Regions from separate parts of the Homo sapiens genome. Here region 1 is linked to region 2. The links are chromatin contacts, found by Hi-C or POLR2A ChIA-PET in ENCODE. All regions are on one chromosome and are shown on one strand. The core of a region is the stretch at or near the end of the contact, and the rest is flanking DNA. Distances in the headings are between cores, read along the strand shown. Region 1 overlaps ZBTB16 (zinc finger and BTB domain containing 16). Region 2 holds the start of USP28 (ubiquitin specific peptidase 28).

Region 1 (6,217 bases), core at 2,774-5,273, 200 kb before region 2:
AAAAGGGATGATATACATTTCTCTGTTGCTTTAAGTTACAGCTAGTTGGACACTCTGAGGGAAGAGCAGCCTCTAGCTAAAGGGTTAGATAAGCTAAAATCAATGTAAGCCACCGCCTCCAAATCTTTTAAATCACCACCTTCTCTCCCCCGACCATCTCTAAGCCAGACCCCTACAGTGGGCATGGAGCAATGTGTAAGCCTGGAAATGACCACCCATTCAAGCTAAAGGCAAGAGAGAGATCAATCCCCTACTGCCACCAAAAAATGAAATAAATAAAATAAAATAACTGCAGCCTCTGGGAGCAATCAGACAGCCAAGAACAAAGGAAATAACCTGAGAGCATGCAATGGAAACAATAGGATGGAGACACTCAGTGGACAGATTAGTAGAAACATAACATCTTAAACAATGGAGGTGAGAGCCTGGTTCTTCCACCAACGGATTAAAGCCACCTGGTTATGTCACGAAATATAATCACCCTGATGTGATCAGATGAAACAGTGATAGAAGATTTATCATCCTGGAAGTATCTGAGAGAGGGTTATAAGAATCATGAGAGGAACTAAAATCATAGAAGAGAAACTGCTGCCTAAATAAGGAAGCCATATAGTTACCTTATAAGTATCACCCACAGAGCAGAATTCTTGGCGGTGGGGCGGGGGGGCGGCATCAAGAATACTTTGAAAATGAAATGTCCTGCTCAAAGAACAGTTACTTCCCTCTCCTGGCTGCGGGGGTGGAGGGATCCAAGGGGAAGCTGGGTGGTACAGAACACGGGAGAGCCTCCGAAGTCCCTTCCAGCCCATCTCCCACCACAGCAGAACAGGGCAACCCCAGATGTCAGGGTAGTGGATTCTATCACCCTAAGAGGGCAGAGGGGAGAGGGCACAGTGCTAGGGCTCAGCTCATCTGAAAGGGCTGTGGGTGGCTGAGGAAGCTTGGAGGGGAAAGGCAGCTGAAGTACAATATATGTTCTACCACGGCCCCCTGGAGCCAGCGACTGGGACGTGAGACAAGTGGGCATGGCTCCTTTTCAAGCCAGAGTCTCCAAAACCAATTTCTTAAAGCTAGCCTCCAGTGGCCAGTGGGTTTCGGGCAGGGAAGGAGGATGTCTATACTGCAGGTTGAAGTTTAATTTATATTTAGGAACTGTTTGTTTTATTTGGTTTTGGGTTAAAGGTGGTAGGTGCCAAGCAAGACTATCCCCCTTTCAACTTCTTTTTTTAAAAAAGACAAAGAAAAGAGAAAAACAAAACAACCAAACACCCGTAGCCCAAGGCCATGCTGCGCTGTGGGCGGCCTACATGAGCTTCCTTTATCCAACCACAAAAAGGCATCCGTGGAACCAGCGAGGGGCCCTGGAACGGCGTTTCCAAGGCCGGCCCGCTCCTCCGTTGAGGTTAGCAGTTACCCAGGGGCCAGGAGCCACTCGGGCAAACAGCCCATGCCCCTCGTTACACAACGTTGGGGCCCTTATCTCCCCATGCCACTGTCGGTTTGCAGACATTGCGTAGTGCTACGACCACAGCCGAGACTGGCCCGCGGGAGATAGCGTCGCTGTTCACTATCAGGGAGGCAAGAGGGGAGACTGGGTTTCTATTAAAAGAGAGTTAGAGAGACGGGTAACAGTCCGGCAGACCAGCTTCAGAGTGTCACTTCCTTTGATCCTGACAGCTGAAGACCCCCTCTCCCCAGGCCCCTCTCCCAGCTTCCCCGCCCACCGAGAGGTGGCAAGGGTCCATTTCATGTCCTCTCATCAAATCTTGGTAGAGTGCCAGGTACAAGATACAGGGGAGAGGTCTCCTTAGGAGCTGATGATCACGCACTAAACTCCTTTTCAGACAGGCTCGTGAAGGCAGGGAAGGAGCAGGGGGCAGTCAGACACATGCCTAGTGGATGTCACATCAGTATGGAGCACTCCAGTCACGTCACTCTCCTTTTCAAATGCCTTCCAAGGCTCCAACTCTCCCGGGATAAAGTCCAAAAAGAAACAGCAGTTAAAACAAACAGCAGTTATATTTATTGAGCAACTACACTGTTACAGGCACTGTGCAGAGTGTGTTAAGTACACTACCCCAAATCCTCAGGCTATCCCACACAATAACTGCACTGTAGGAATGAAGAAGCTACAGTTCATGGTGTGTGTTGCTGTTGTTGTTGTTGTTGTGTTGAAATAGAGATAGGGTCTCACTTTGTTGCCCAGGCTGGAGTGCAGTGGCGTGATCATAGCTCACCACAGCCTTGAACTTATAAGTTCAAGCCATCCTCCCTCTTCAGCCACCCGAGAAGCTGGGATTATGGGCATGCACAGCTGCATTTTTAATTTTTTTTTTTTTTTTGTAAAGATCGTCTCGCTATATTGCCCAAGCCAGTCTCAAACTTCTGGCCTCACGCAATCCTCCTGCCTTGGCCTCCCAAAGCACTGGGATGACAGGTGTGAGCCACTGCACCCAGCCAGTTCACAGTCCTTGATGGCCAACATCACACAGTTTGCAAGTGGCAGCATGAAAATCTGAACCCGGGTCTGCTCAACTTCAAACTCATTTTCTCTCCATTCTTCATGCTGCCTTCTCTAATCTCTCTCCACGCATTTATAGCACCACAGTCTGACCCCAGCCTACCATTCCAGCATGAATCACCCTCATTCCTGCCAAAGAAAGTTACTCCTTGTTTTCTCCCCTGGCCCTGACCACAATTTTCCTTCTTTCTGTCCCCGTCTTCAAAACCTACTTATCCTTTAATATCCTACTCATGTGCTACTTCATCCAGGCTCCCAACATGTATCAAAATCACCCTTACACAGTTACGGACAGGACTGCTAGCTAAGTAAGGATCTTTCTTCCCCATTAGGAAAGCCCCAGGAGGGTAGACGTCTTGTCTATCTTGCTCATCACAGTATTCCCAGGGCCTACCCAGGTGCCCAGCAGACAGTAAGTGCTCAACAAGGTTTTAAAATTTAAAATGAATCACTCCAGACAGAAGTCATTTCAACTCTGAATATATATATCATAGTCTTTCCATTTCCTATTCTCTGTCATAGATATCAACATACATATTTTAACTCAAAGTATAAGCTCTTCAAGGAAAAGTCCCATGTCTTAGCAATCTTTGGGTCTCAAAACCCCCAACATAGGGCATTGTCTGTAAATCCTAAGGAGTTGATGTACATTAGTCTGCTCAGGCTCAGCAGCAGAGAGGTTAATGAGTGTCCCAGGAGGCAAGTCACCATGCCAGAAACCCCCCAGCATCCCTCACAGACAAAGATCTGAAACTGCTCTCAAGTCAGATTCTAGTCTTGCCTACCCCTTGGTAGAAGCAGAGAACAGACCTGGGCAGTCACAGGCAGGCTTGTGAAGGAAGAATTAAAGTGGGCTGGGAGTGAGGGTCCTGGTTTTGCCTCTAGCTTGCTGTGTGACCTAGGGAAAATCACAGAACCTCTCTGGACCTCCACTTACTCCTCCCAAATGAGCATGCTGCAATAAATGATTCCAAGGGCCCTTCAGCTCTGACTGTGATTCTTGGACACATTGAGAGCCCACGCCTGCAAAGCAGGTGGAGAGTGCCTTCCTCAACAGGTGGCAAGAGGAGGAATGGAGACAGGGACACTTAGACAACCTCTCTGTGCTATTCCTCAACCTTCCGAAAATAAACAAACCTTAGCTAGTGAATAAGCCAGTCCCTCTCGTTAGCCAGAACAACAAGCATGATATGAATATGGATCTGAAGTAAATAGAAGGGAGAAAGCAGATACTGAAATGGATTTTCAATAAATAACTTCCCTCTAGTTAAACCTGAATTTTTTCCCACATATGTATGCTTTCACAGATCCAGTTTGGGAGCATTCAAATTAGCACAACCTGGCCTTAAATACTGCACAAAACACATAGTAAGCATTTTGCTTTTATTTATGTCATCAATGGTTTCAATGGGAATGACTCATCCTTCCTCTTTAACACTCTGTTCTAATATGGTTTACTATAAATAATGCAGAGAGAGAGAGAGAGAGAGAGGGAGCACCAGCGAGAGCGAGCATGTGCAGCTCAGCACAAGGCCCCTGCACTGTTAGGTCACAAAAGAGCCGAGTCCAACAGACAATCCTAAGGTGAATCTTGGGCTCAGTGGATGGGCGAGTGTTGGTTCAATGGAGAGGAAAAGCAAACATTCCTCTCTCCACTATTCAAGTGTTCGGGGCAAGGAACATTGTCAGGAAAGGGGAAAAAAATACATGCTGAGTATATGCCAGGTACCAGGCTAAGATTTGAACACACAAGCTCCTTTAACCTTCCAGAGCCTTCCAAAGAGGCAGAGTCAGAATTCAAACTCAGGCCACTGTGCCTCCCAGGCCTCCCTACTCCCCGGGGTGTAGGGGGTCAAAACTCAATCCATTCTTTCTAGCCTCAACCAACATCTAACAGTGACAGTCCTGGTTTTTTGTTTTGTTTTGTTTTCTTTTCTGTTCTTTTAACAACAGAAGTGCCGCCCCGGAGCCCAAACTCACAGGAGGCCAAACCACAAATGCAGAAACATTACAGCAGTTAAAAGGAGTCTTCCCAGTCCCAGGCAATCCATGGCAGCGACTCCTTCCTCACTGGGAGTCCAGCCATAGTAGCTGGAAATCAAAAGCCCCTTGGCCTTGTCCACTTCCCACCTAAGAAGTGAGGCCAACACTCACCCCAGTGCTGAGCCAACAAGCCTTCCCCACACACCCCTTCCAGAATCTGCCTTCCGAGTCAGACACAGCAGCCGACAGTGCTTATCACTCACTATAGTCAACAGATTTGCTACTGCATTATTTTGACCATTTCCAATAGTCACATCTACCCTCCCAAAAGGCAAAGCAAAAGAATGCGGCACACACTTCAGAAAGAATTCCCAAACATTCCCAAACTCTGTGGGGCTGTGGCAGCATCACAGGATTAAGCAATCATTTATTAGAAATGTGGCTTCTTTAGAACAGCAGTAGCACTTTGCAAATGGAAACTTTTATATTCACAATGTACTAACATTATTCACCTATTATTTCACCAGCTGGCTGCTAGCACAGGGTTAGTACTATCATCAATTTAGCAGTGCCCAAAACAAAAGATTTCACTGGTTCCTTTCATAGTTTCTCCCCGGGCCATAACAGGGCTACAGCGCAATCATACATGTCTACCCAGTACACCTGCACTCTGCTATGCACTTTACACGTTTTTTATCCTCATTACCATGGACAAGGTGGTCATTTTCAAAAGAAAAGTAAACAGGGGCTCAGAGAAGCTAAGCCACTTGCCCAAGACATACAGATAGTAAATTCTGGAGCCTGAGTCTTCATCCAGGGTGCCTCCTTCTTCTTCTTCTTCTTTTTTTTTTTTTAATGAGACAAAGTCTTGGGCTGGAGTGCAACGGCAGGATCTGGGCTCACTGCAACCTCCGCCTCCTTCAAGCAATTTTCCTGCCTCAGCCTCTCCCGACTAGCTGGGATTACAGGCACCTGTAATCCCAAGCGATTTTCCTGCCTCAGCCTCCCCCGACTAGCTGGGATTACAGGCACCTGCCACCCAGCTAATTTTTGTATTTTTAGTAGAGACTGGGTTTCACCATGTTGGCCAGGCTGGTCTCAAACTCCTGACCTCAGGTGACCCACCTGTCTCAGCCTCCCACAGGGTGCCTCCTTCTAAAGCCAACCTTCTTCCCTTCATTCCATACTGTCCCTAGAAAATACCACGCCCGCCCCCTCCTAGAAAGTCTCCTTCTTGAGTGAGGAACCCCCTCCCCCTCAATTCCTGGGCTGTATTTCACTATCTTTAGCATCTCTTGGACTTTGAGCTAGCTGTTTCAACTTCCCAGTGAGTCTGTCCCAGTAGATGCCCCCTGCTCTAAATAGCACCCTCTGCGATCCGCAAACATTACAAGGACATCAAAACAAAGCTATCAGCTGGGTTCCTAGCTTTAGCAGCCAGTCTAAACTCTTTTGTTTGTTTCTCAGACAGCTTATTGACTAGGTGATGAGGTCAGAAGTTTTCTTTTCTCCTTGGCTCTTCAAGAAGCACCTGCAAAGTCAGGGAAGGTAGAAAAAGTCCACTCATTTAAGATTTCAGATGAACATCATTTTTCTGAGCATCAATTGCTTACCAGCCAACAACTTGTAGGGGTGGGAGACGACCAAGGGAGAAAAAGATGGGAACTTAAAAAGCAAAGATAACCTCCACCCTTTCCCATCTTGTATTAATGT
Region 2 (6,534 bases), core at 3,461-5,960:
CAAGAGATCAAGACCATCCTGGTCAACATGGTGAAACCCCATCTCTACCAAAAATACAAAAATTAGCCAGGCGTGGTGGCGGGTGCCTGTAGTCCCAGCTACTTGGGAGGCTGAGACAGGAGAATGGTTTGAACCTGGGTGGCAGAGGTTGCAGTGAGCCAAGATTGCACCACTGCACTCCAGCCTGGGTAACAGAGCGAGAGCAAGACTCCGCCTCAAAAAAAAAAAAAAAGAAAGAAAGAAAAGAAAAACCCATTTTCTGGGGAGAAATTCACGCCAGCTGTAGAAATTTGCGTAAGTAGCAAGGATCCTAATGTTAATCACCAAGACCACGGGAAAAATGTCTCCAGGCCATGTCAGAGACCTTCACAACAGCCCCTCCCATCGCAAGTCCGGAGGCCCAGGAGGAAAAAGTGGTTTTGTGGGCCAGGCCCAGAGTCCCCATGCAGTGTGCAGCCTAGGGACTTGGTGCCCTGTGTCCCAGATGCTCCAGACATAGCTGAAAGGGACCAATGCACACCTCGGGCTGTGGCTTCAAAGGATGGAAGCCCCAAGACTTGGCAGCTTCCAAGTTGAATCTGCAGGTGCACAGAAGTCAAGAATTTAGGTTTGGGAACCTCTGTCTAGATTTCAGAAGATGTATGGAAACACCTGGATGCCCAGGCAAAAGTTGGCCGCTGGGGTGGGGCCCTCATGGAGAACCTCTACTAGGGCAGCATGGAAGGGAAATGTGGGGTCGGAGCCCCCACACAGAGTCCCTAATGGGGCACTGCCTAGTGGAGCTGTGAGAAGAGGGTCACTGTCCTCCAGAGCCCAGAATGGTGGGTCCACCGACAGCTTGCACTGTGTGCCCGGAAAAGCTGCAGACACTCAATGCCAGCCCATGAAAGCAGCCAAGAGGGAGACTGTACCCTGCAAAGCCACAGGGGCAGAGCTGCCCAAGACCATGGGAACCCACCTTTTGCATCAGTGTGACCTGGATGTGAGAGCTGGAGTCAAAGGAGATCATTTTAGAGCTTTACAATTTGACGGCCTCGCTGGATTTTGGACTTCCTTGGGCCTTGTAACCCCTTTGTTTTGGCCAATTTCTCCCATTGGGAACTGCTGTATTTACCCAATACCTGTACCCCCATTGTATCTAGGAAATAACTAGCTTGCTTTTAATTTTACAGGTTCATAGGCAGAAAGGACTTGCCTTGTCTCAGATGAGACTTTGGACTGCGGACTTTTGGGTTAATGCTGAAATGAGTTAAGACTTTGAGAGGCTGTTGGGAAGGCATGATTGCTTTTGAAATGTGAGGACCTGAGATTTTGAGGGGCCAGAGGTGGAATGATATGGTTTGGCCGTGCCCTCACCCAAATCTCAACTTGAATTTTATCTCCCAGAATTCCCACGTGTTTGTGGGTGGTACGCATGGGGAGGTAATTGAATCATGAGGGCCGGTCTTCCCGTGCTATTTTTGTGATTGTGAATAAGTCTCATGAGATCCAACGGGTTTATCAGAGGTTTCCACTTTTGCTTCTTCCTCATTTTCTCTTGCTGCTGCCATGTAAGAAGAGCCTTTCACCTCCCGCCATGATTCTGAGGCCTCCCCAGCCATGTGGAACTGTGAGTCCAATTAAACCTCTTTCTTCTGTAAATTGCCCAGTCTTGGATATGTCTTCATCAGCAGCGTGAAAACGGACTAATACTTTTTTTTTTTTTTTGGTATTTCCTGTATAGATGGAGTTTTGCCACATTGCCCAGGGTAGTCTCCAACTCCTGAGCTCATGTGATCTGCCCACCTCAGCCTCCTAAACTGCTGGGATTACAGGCATGAACCTGTGATTGGCCTAGGTCTGCTGGTCTTTTAAGAAAATTTTAATGAAGGTTGGGCACGGTGGCTCATGCCTGTAATCCCAGCACTTTGGGAGGCAGAGGCAGGTGGATCACAAGGTTAAGAGTTGGAGACCAGCCTGGCCAACATGGTGAAACCCTGTCTCTACTAAAAATTAGCCAGGCGTGGTGGTGCATGCCTTAGTCCCAGGGGAGTCTGAGGCGCCTGTAGTCCCTCGGGAGTCTGAGGCAGGAGAGCTGCTTGAACCCGGGAGGCAGAGGTTTCAGGGAGCTGAGATCACACCACTGCACTCCAGCCTGGGCGACAGAACGATACCCCGTCTCAAAAAAAAAAAAAAAAAAAGAAAATTTTAATGAATAAGGGTAATATGGTTTGGCTCTGGGTCCCCACCCAAATCTCATGTCGAATTGTATTCCCACTTGCCAGGGGAGGGACCTGGTGGGACATGATTAGATTATGGGGTGGATTTCCCCCATGCATTTCTCATGATAGTGAGTTCTTATGAGATCTTTGTGTGTGTGTGTGTGCGGGGGGTCGGGGGGGACACTTCTTTTGTTCTATCTCTCCTACTCTGCCATGGTGAGACATGCCTGCTTCCCCTTTGCCTTCCACCACGATTGTACGTTTCCTGAGGCCTCCCAGTCTTGCTTCCTGTTATGCCCCTGAGTCAAACCTCTTTTCTTCATAACTTACCCAGGCTCAGGTAATTCTTTATGGCAGTGTGAGAACAGACTAATACAAAGGATTATAGGTTTTGACAGCACTTACACACAATAAACATGCAATTTCCTAAAATGAATGTGTAAAGACAAATAAGGGTTGCTCCAGAGACATGGTAAATAAAGCATTCTAGCAGTGTAGAAATAGGCAATGCTGTAAATAAGCTAGACTCAGAAATCAATGTGGGCTGGGCGTGGTGACTCATGTCTGTAATCCCCAAATTTTGGGAGGCCAAGGCAGGAGGATTGCTTGAGACCAGAAGTTTGAGACCATCCTGGGCAACACAGTGAGATCCCATCTCCATAAAAAAGACACAAAAATTAGTTGGGCATGGCACATGCATGAAGTCCCTGCTGCTTCAGAGGCTGAGGCAGTTGGACTGCTTGAGCCCAGGAATTCAAGGCTGCAGTGAGCCATGATCTCACTACTGTATTTCAGTCTGGGTGACAGAGTGAGACCCTGTCTCAAAAAAAAAAAAAAAAAAAAAGAAAACCAGCATCAACCTGAAATCAACCTGTTCTACAGTGACACCCAGGTTGAGGCCATAAACACAGTCACTCATGAGGAAAGGAAAAATGGCAGAGCCACATACATAAAATGTCCTACTACTCGCAGACACAAACACAGTCAGCCTGTTGAATGTGGAAGATTCCAAGTTAGTATCACCGCAGCCATGCCAATCTGCCAGTTAATCTGCCAGGGGAAGCGGATCCCTGTATCTCCAGGTGGTGGAAGTTGCAGGAGTCCTAGTTCAGGCCTCAGAGAGTAATCTGGCCTCTCCTGGGAGCTGCACCTGACCTGTACCTGTTTCCTTTTGTCAAAAACTGCGCCCGCATGCAGACTAGGGAGGCCTGCAGGTGAAACATAACAATCCCAGCGACAACAATGCCAGGAGTATAGGAAAGGCCACCGTCCATGTTAAATTCACACTTAAAAGTGTAGCTTGAGAGTCAGACCAGACCAGGGCAAGGGTGTAGGTGCTACTCTTAAAAGACGCGCTTCCACACTCAGCCTCTACGCAGATTTGGGACACCCAGCAGCCTGTCAAGTGGGTTTGCCATCATAACACATTTGTATCTTAAATGTGAAACATGGTTCAGTAATCACAATTCCCACACAGTTGTTGAAAATACAATTCAGGCCTGGCGCGGTGGCTCACGCCTATAATCCCAGCATTATGGAAGGCCGAGACGGGCGGATCACCTGAGGTCAGGAATTCGAGGCCAGCCTGGGCAACATGGTGAAACCCTGGGTGTGGTACAGCGTGCCTGTAATCCCAGCTACTCAGGAGAATCGCTTGAACCCAGGAGGCGGAAGTTGCAGTGAGCCGAGACCGTGCGGCTGCACTCCAGCTTGAGGGGACAGAGTGAGACTCCGTCTCAAAAAAAAAGAAAAAAAAAAAAACAAACCGAAACCAACCAAACAAAAAACAATTCAATAGGAGCACCTGGTCTTTTAACATGAAATCGTAAATATCTGGCTCAAACGTAACAAAGTAACACAAAATTTTAGTTTGAACTTCTGAAAATCGAAAATGGAAAAACTGCAATTTTCCTTATCATGCCCAGGTTAAGAGCATCAGGGTTAAGGGCACCAAGCGGGACACCCATGAACGGAGGCTTTGGTCCGTTTGGTTAGCTTTAGACAAGCGACTGCATTCATCCTCCTTCTCTCCTTAAAGATGGTGAACACTTCTTCATGTCATTGGAGTTGGAAATGGCTACAAAGCCTGATGGGAAATCCTTTATTCCACGGTCATTCGGCAGTTTCCCACGGCGGGGGAACAGTTTTAACTCGCCCGTGGGGAGGGTGGAGCCGGAGGTCAGTCCTACAAATGAGGTTTTGAGGGCAGAGAGCGGAGAAGACTCAGGAACGCGGCTCCCAGGATTCGCAAACCCAGTTCCCGGACACTGGCAGCGCGGCCCGCAGCCTCCACCGGCTGTGAAGCTGACCAACAGCGACAGGCGGGGCCGGGATCACGTGACCGACGTCTGGTCAGCCGGGCGTGCGCGGGAGCACGCAGAACTGTTCGGCCCCGGGCCGCGCGCCTTGCGTGCGCGCGCATGCCGGGGGCGGGGCATGTGGGCCAAGCCTCCGGCGCGCGCTGCGGGCGGGGGCGGGACGGAGCGGGGTGGAGGGCGGGGGCGGGGCCTAGTCCTGAGAGGCTGGGCCGGCGGCGGCTGCGGCGGGAGACCGGTGACCCGCGGCTGGGCGCCTCGGCCATGACTGCGGAGCTGCAGCAGGACGACGCGGCCGGCGCGGCAGACGGCCACGGCTCGGTGGGCTCCGCGGCGGCGAGCGGGAGCTGGGGGCGGGCTCCAGGCCCTGAGGGGAGCGTGCGGGGCCTGCAGGGCTGCGGGTTGCGGGCTGCGGAGGGCGCCCCGGCCGGGCGGGACAGGGGGTGCGCCCGCCAGCGTGGGTGAGAAGGCCAAGGGCTCTGCGGGGCTCGGGCCGCGGAGATTGAGGACTGCATCTTCGCGTCCGTGGGCGAGCTGAAGTTGTAGGGGGATTTCCAGATTTTGGAAAACCAAATATAAAGGGCTGGACGTGGGGTTCTCCGCCGCAGGGATCAGTAAGGTGAGCCCTCCTGGGCCCCGTCCGGGGTGAGAAACTTCCGAAAGCGGCAGCGTTGGTTGGTTTTGTTTTGCTTTGACTTTTAAATCAGTTTTATGGCGGCGTTTTTAAAAGGTTAAAGCAGACCGAAGTTATCTCACTTAAAGTCCGGAATTAATCACCGTCTTCTATAAGACCAGGGGTCCCAGTTACCACCACTTCCCTCCCTCCCAACCCGGCTTTAAAAACAAAACAGCGCAGCCTCCCCAATTATTGCCTTCATCGCTCTAGATTTTTAAGGAGGGGGAGGAGCTGCGTGATGAATAGAAAGTCTACTGATGATGATCTCCTGTTCCCAATGTCTAAGAAGATTGAAATCAATATAAGGACTTCTGATCTAAGAATCTGGTGAGAGTGAAAGAACCCTGGTTTGAGAGAAAAGCTAATGTCTGTATGAAGAAACTTGGGAAGAGGGCAATTTGAGCATGTCTTCTAGTGTTACTTCGGAATGTTATAACTTAACACCACCTCCTCACCCCTCAAGTACTGCACTTTTTCAAGAGAAAACGGGAAATCTGTGCCAGTTGTTCAAATACGAGTTTGGAGATGAGAAACTATATTTGTCGTACAAAGCTGGCAGACAGATACCCTCAGGTGAGAATCCTTTTATACCTTTTTACTCTTTTGTCTGGAAGGCCAGTAGTATTTAGCATGGAGACACTTTTTTTTTTTTTTTTTTTTTTTTTTCGACAGAGTCTCCCTCTGTTGCCTAGGCTGGAGTGCTGTGGCGCGATGTCGGCTCACTGCATCCTCCGCCTCACCCTCCTGAGTAGCTGGTATTACAGGTGCTTGCCACCGGCCCGGCTAATTTTTGTATTTTTAGTAGAGTCGGGGTTTCACCATATTGGTCAGGCTGGTCTCAAACTCCCGACTTAAGGTGATTCGCCCGCCTCGGCCTTCCAGAGTGCTGGGATTACAGGCGTGAGCCACCGCGCCCAGTCTGGACGCACTTTTTTTTTTTTTTTTTTTCCAGACGGAGTCTCACTTTGTCGCCCAGGCTGGGGTGCAGTGGCGCGATCTCGGCTCACTGCAACTTCCGTCTCCCGGGTTCAAGCGATTCTCCTGCCTCAGCCTCCCGAGTAGCTGGGACTACAGGCGCGTGCCACCACGCCCAGCTAATTTTTGTATTTTTAGTAGAGATGGGATTTCACTGTGTTGGCCAGGATGGTCTCGGTCTCTTGACCTCATGATCCGCCCGCCTCGGCCTCCCAAAGTGCTGGGATTACAGGCGTGAACCAGGGCGCCCAGCCTGGATGCGCTTTTTAAAACTCATGTAGAAAAAGATACTTCCAGGTCCTGGGCTCCGAAACGAAAGTATCATGCACTGACTTCTAATGGAAATATTGTTAGATGTTCACAAGTG

Evidence for each region. A loop is a pair of places that touch in the nucleus more often than their neighbours do. ChIA-PET counts read pairs that join two places held with the same protein, here RNA polymerase II (POLR2A). Pooled maps may share reads with other maps.
Region 1: a pooled map shows a loop between it and region 2 (2.1-fold over the local background). The contact joins the enhancer-like site here to the promoter of USP28 in region 2. A Hi-C loop is called at or near these places in 2 of 50 pooled maps. POLR2A ChIA-PET finds 5 or more read pairs at or near these places in 3 of 52 experiments (CD4-positive, alpha-beta T cell, HEK293T and OCI-LY7).

Annotation. Positions count from the first base shown.
Region 1 is chr11:114,078,242-114,084,458 of GRCh38, reverse strand. All of the region lies in intron 2 of ZBTB16 (zinc finger and BTB domain containing 16), which reads right to left. Among named protein-coding and RNA genes, the nearest start is that of ZBTB16, 22 kb to the right of the region's middle. Within about 2 kb of position 4,023, at least 15 of the 41 ENCODE cell types and tissues checked have a DNase peak (open chromatin) inside an H3K27ac peak, as active enhancers do.
Region 2 is chr11:113,873,748-113,880,281 of GRCh38, reverse strand. It overlaps USP28 (ubiquitin specific peptidase 28), which reads left to right and starts at 4,710. Exons shown (of 26, transcript NM_001346252.4): 1 at 4,710-4,837. The coding sequence starts at 4,781. RefSeq lists enhancers at 3,490-4,151, 4,202-4,451, 4,441-4,735, 6,322-6,534 and silencers at 4,472-4,631, 4,652-5,011.